Regions from separate parts of the Homo sapiens genome. Here region 2 is linked to region 1. The links are chromatin loops, found by intact Hi-C in ENCODE. Cell type or tissue: gastrocnemius medialis. All regions are shown on one strand.

What was found. Hi-C counts contacts between places; a loop is a spot of excess contacts. Peaks named below come from ENCODE experiments on the same cell type or tissue, not always from the same donor. Only the 100,000 strongest peaks of a DNase experiment are listed, where the experiment ranks them.
Region 2: it touches region 1 in a loop (2.9-fold over the local background); 2 of 110 quality-filtered maps call a loop at or near these places.

Annotation. Positions count from the first base shown.
Region 1 is chr11:17,597,874-17,600,373 of GRCh38, forward strand. OTOG (otogelin) reads left to right here. Exons shown (of 56, transcript NM_001292063.2): 31 at 1,798-1,824. Among named protein-coding and RNA genes, the nearest start is that of OTOG, 52 kb to the left of the region's middle. In gastrocnemius medialis, a CTCF peak has its summit at 1,253 (motif pointing right); a DNase peak (open chromatin) is centred at 1,268.
Region 2 is chr11:17,863,625-17,866,124 of GRCh38, forward strand. All of the region lies in intron 10 of SERGEF (secretion regulating guanine nucleotide exchange factor), which reads right to left. It overlaps LOC124902642 (a long non-coding RNA gene), which reads right to left. Exons shown (of 2, transcript XR_007062610.1): 2 at 1-158. Among named protein-coding and RNA genes, the nearest start is that of KCNC1, 130 kb to the left of the region's middle. In gastrocnemius medialis, a CTCF peak has its summit at 990; no DNase peak of the experiment used is centred here.

The DNA of each region.
Region 1 (2,500 bases):
CCTCACACTCTGAGTCTCTTCGTCTGTAATAGAAGGGTGAAGATAACTGCTTCTACCTTGTAGGGTACTGTGAGGTTTAAACAAGGCATTGCATGTACAGCACTTGGCACAGTGCCCTGTGCTAATGTGGGGGTTGTTGTCATTTTTTCATGGACACCCGGTACTGACATGTCCAGAGCCCTGAGGCCTGCAGGCAAGACGCCAAAGGAAGAAGGTGGAGCAGAAGGACACTTGCTGAGGGTCCACTGTGTGCCAGGCCTTGTGCCTATGTGCATTACTTCATTTAATATGCAAGACTAGGGGGAGGTGATTGAGGTGCTTACCTGGGGTACAAAGTTTCAGGGGGCACCAAAAATGCAGTAATCAAGAGAAATAATGTTTCAATATAATATTTCTGTAAAATAAAAATTGCTGTAAAAATACTGTGATGAACAAACTATCAAAGGATCAATAGTATTAATGTTTCCTTTTGTCTCAGTCTCTACTCTGGCTCAGTGGGAGACTGTTAATGATCTTGTCTTTATTTTTAAATTGTAATATTTTATTTATCATGGATATTTTTGCATTAATTTTGATGTTTTAAAAATATTGCATTAAGATAGTATTTATCTTGATTACTGAGATTTTTGGTAGCCCCTTAAATTTCACATCCAAGATGAGCACTTTGCCTTACCCTGGTCCAGGCCCTGGCAGGTCTATGGGGCAGATGTACGTAGCGGTCCCACCTTAGAGGAGGGCACTAAATTTCACTGACGTTAAGTAATTTGGTCCAGTATGCACAGCTGATGAGTGAGGGAGGTGGGATTTGAACTCAGGTCTGACTCTAGAGAGCTGGCTTTTTAATGACTCTTCTCGGCTACCACCCCTTGACTGGGTATACCCTGGAAACCAGAAACTTGGAGATTTTCTAATTTTCTGGTTCAGCCTTCTGAGTCTGCAGATGGAGGGAGAGGCAGGCACGTGCCCCTAGCCACATGGCGGGCCTGTCTCCTGACTCCTAGTGTTCTTTCTGGAGGGTGACCCCAGATGCATTGACCTTGTGGTCTGGGGTGTGCAGTGAGTCGGTGGCTCTCTTCAGACCGTGCCTATGTGTGAAGCATGCTGCTCCTAAGCTTTATCCCAGGTCTATCCGCCTGGCTCCTCATGGCTTTGCTGCTGGCTTTAGGGGTCTCCTGCAAGGTCCCAGGCACACCTCAGTGGACTGAGAATCTGCAGCTGAGGGGCTAGGGGAACAGGGTGTGGTGCTGGGGATGACCACTAGAGGGCAAGCTGAGCTCACGCTTGCGGGAGCTTCTCACAGCTCGGCTGGTGGAAGCGCCTCTGCAGTGCAAGGGGCTTGAAGAAGCCGGGGATGCTGGGGGCTCCCGGTCCCCTTCCCACCGAAGGCTCTTGGAAGACCAGCCTCCATCTTGTGCTTGCATTCCTCTGGGGGCCTTCCGCAACATTTCTGATTAAAACTCCCACTCCTTGGTTCTAATCCTGCTCTTTGGCGCCACACAAAATACACCTGCTTCTTTTCAACATTCATTCGTTTGTTCATTTACTTGACACATCGCTGAGGTGCCTACTGTGTGCCAGTCTTTGAGCCTCGTGCTGTCGGCCCAGAGAGGAGCCATTCTCTTTCCTCCACTTAAGACATCTGCATCCATGACCATTCCCAAATCTTGACATGTGGGAGGCAGGCCAGGCCCAGCACTTGGGGAAGAAGGGAGGCTGGGATGCTGGGAGCCTTGGCTCTGTCTGTCTGTTCCAGGCTCTGGGCTGGCTCTCAGGAAGTTCCTGTTCTCTCTCTTTCAGCGTATGACTGTGACTTCTTTAACAAAGGTAAGCCCCTCCTCCCCACGCAGAGTCTCAGGGGCTCAGGCACTGCCAGCCCTGTCCTGACGCCACACAGCATCAGCCATCCCGAGGCGCTGCTGGCCCTGGAAGAGCCGTGACCCGGAATGGGAGGGCCCCCATCATGCAGAGAGAGCCCTGACAGTGAAGGGCCCAGGGGTGTCCTGCACCTCTATCCTCAGCAGTTCCTGCAGCCCCTGTCCGGGGCCCAGGCAGGCCAGCTCCCGGGGACTGTGCTCGGCAGGGCAGCCCCACCAGGAAGGAAAAACCCCATTCTCACTTATGTGCCAGCTCCTCCGCCTTCATAATCTAGCTCATCAGGCCCACAGAACATCACCTTGGGTTCCCCGAAGATTAGCTTTTGGCAAAAGCAGACACAAACTGCCCTTTCTGACTATGGGTGGAACAAAACATGTGGCCTGCCACATTCATCTTCAAACTCAGCCAAGGTTGCAGGGTTCCGGGAGATGCTCTGACATTTAGATTAACGAGGGTGAAAACACAGGTCATAACCAAAGACCCAGGGGAGGTTAATGTCCAGTTTAGAGCCAATTCATCAATTTAATCACTGGGATTGGGTGGGTGGGGTAGAGAAGGGCTGCCCAGGAGTAGTTTTTAGCACCGAACTTCATCCAGTTGGGCCAGGGTCAGACCTTGGTAGAGT
Region 2 (2,500 bases), 270 kb after region 1:
TTCATTCATTCAGTATTTAAGTCCAAAGTATGGCCAAATTTAATTCCCATAGCTCTCTTTCCCACTAAATGTGAGTTCCATGAATGTGAATTCCATGAATGTTGTATTCCTCCACAGCATCCATAACACTACATGGCACATCATCAGACACTAGTAAGCTGAAAGGAGAGAATGAGAAAATATTGCATATAATGTTCATTGAGTATTTAACAAACACATGAAGCACCTATTGCATGCATGGCAAGTATAGATGGTCTGAGTCTATGAAGATGTTAAACACAGTTTGTGGACATGAAGACAGACTTTGAGAGTTGCAGAAGACTTTAGAAATTGTCTAGTCCAGCTCCCACATTTCCCAGATGGGGATTCTAGAGGCCCAGAGAAGGAGAGTAACTGCCTAGGATAACACAGAGAGTTATCACCATAACTCTAGTTATGGTGCACAGTGGAAGGCTGTCTCTAACTTGCTCTAATTTTTTGTATTTTCCTCTTTGAGTTCACATTAGATTTACTTTCGCAAGGCCTCAAGCCTCTTGAGTAACTGTAAACAAGTGCAGTGGGTCACAAATGCAGTTTCTACTACTGTAAGCAACCCTAAAAAGGACCAGAGCATTGTGCTAAACAGGTGGTCAACCTTGTGCCTAAAATGGCCAGCATGAAAGAGTAATTTAGCAAGTATGGGAGCCTCCTCAACAGCCTGGCACCCTCACCTGTGGTGTCATATAGAATGACTCCTGTGGAGTGATATAAATGTCGCTTCTTTAGGAACAGTGAAAAATCCACCTTGATTGAGAGGTAAAAAGTTACATCTTGGGATTTGAAGCTATGCCTTGAAAATGTATGACTTAACAGAAATGTGACTTGAGCAATAAGCAAGATTCTGTAAAAAAAACACTCTGTATTTATTGTGAAACATCTTTCTTAAATGTAAAAGGTTTATCATGTTTCTGGCCTGTTGGAGAGGAAAATATGGTGCCCCAAGCGGCCAGGTGTGGTAGTGGCAACGAATATATCAGTTCCAGGGCTGAGAAAGGCAAGATCTGGGACAGAGCACTGGTAACCAAGAGAGCTAAAAAACTGTTGCTCTGCCTTTAGCTGCTGTCTCCCTGTCTGGCAAACAGCTCAGGCAACCACTTGAGAAAGCCCCTTGAGAACCAGGCACCATCTCCTTCTGAATAGCACAAGCTAAACTTGAGTGCTAGTCCCAGCTCTGCTACTGACCAGCTGTGCAATTTTGGGTAATGCCTTAGGACTGCTCTCGTAGCAACAGGACCCAGGAAGGCAGCCAAAGAATTCAATAAACAGTTTTGAGATAACTGATCAGCCATTTAAAAAATTGTGAGGCTGAATGCACACCTGACTTATACCAGGATAAATTCCATATGGATCGAAGATTTAGATGCCAAAAATAAAACCATAAAAATATAGTCATGCTATTTTGTTGACCAAAACATCACCAAGTTTCGGTCAACAACTGGACCATATATACAATGGTAGTCCCATAAGATTATAAGGGAGCTGAAAAAATTCCTATTGCCTACTGCCATAGTAGCTGTGATAATGTTGTAACACAACACATTACTCACATGTTTGTGATGATGCTGGTGTAAACAAACCTACTGTGCTTCTAGTCATATAAAAGTCTACCACATACAATTATGTACAGTATGTAATAATACTTGATAAATAAATGACTATGTTACTGGTTTGTGTATTTACTATACTATACTTTTTATTGTTATTTTGGAGTGTATTCCTTCTACTTATCTTTTTTTTAAGTTAACTGTAAAAATACCTCCTAAAAGGCAGGTCCTTCAGGAGATATTACAGAAGAAGGCATTGTTACCATTGGAGATGATGGCTCCATACATGCCTCTGAAGACCTTCCAGTGAGACAAGATGTGGAGGTGAAAGACAGTGATATTGATAATTCTGACCCCGTACAGGCCTGAGCTAATGTGTGTGTTTGTGTTTTAAACAAAAAAGTTTAAAAAGCAAAATAATAATAATAATAATTTAAGAAATAGAAAATAGCTTATAAAATATATTAAAAAATATTTTTGTACTGTGTACAATGTGTTTTAAGCTGTGTTATTACAAGAGTAAAAAAGTTTTTTAAAGTTCATAAAGCAACATGTTATAGTAAGCTATGGTTAATTTACGTTTGAAGAAAGAGATTTTTTGTGTGTAATTCAGTGTAGCCTAAGTGCACAGTATTTACAGCCTAAGTGTATAGTGTTTATAAAGGCTACAGTAGTATATAATAATGTCCTGGGCCTTCATATTCACTCATCACTCACTCACTGACTCACCCAGAACAACTTCCAGTCCTGAAAGCTCCATTCATAGTAAATGCCGTATACAGATGTATCATCTTTAATCTTTTGTACCATATTTTGCCTGAGAAAGGCAAGACCTGGGACAGAGCACTGGTAACCAATAGAACTAAAAAACTGTTGCTCTGCCTTTAGCTGCTGTCTCCCTGTCTGGCAAACAGCTC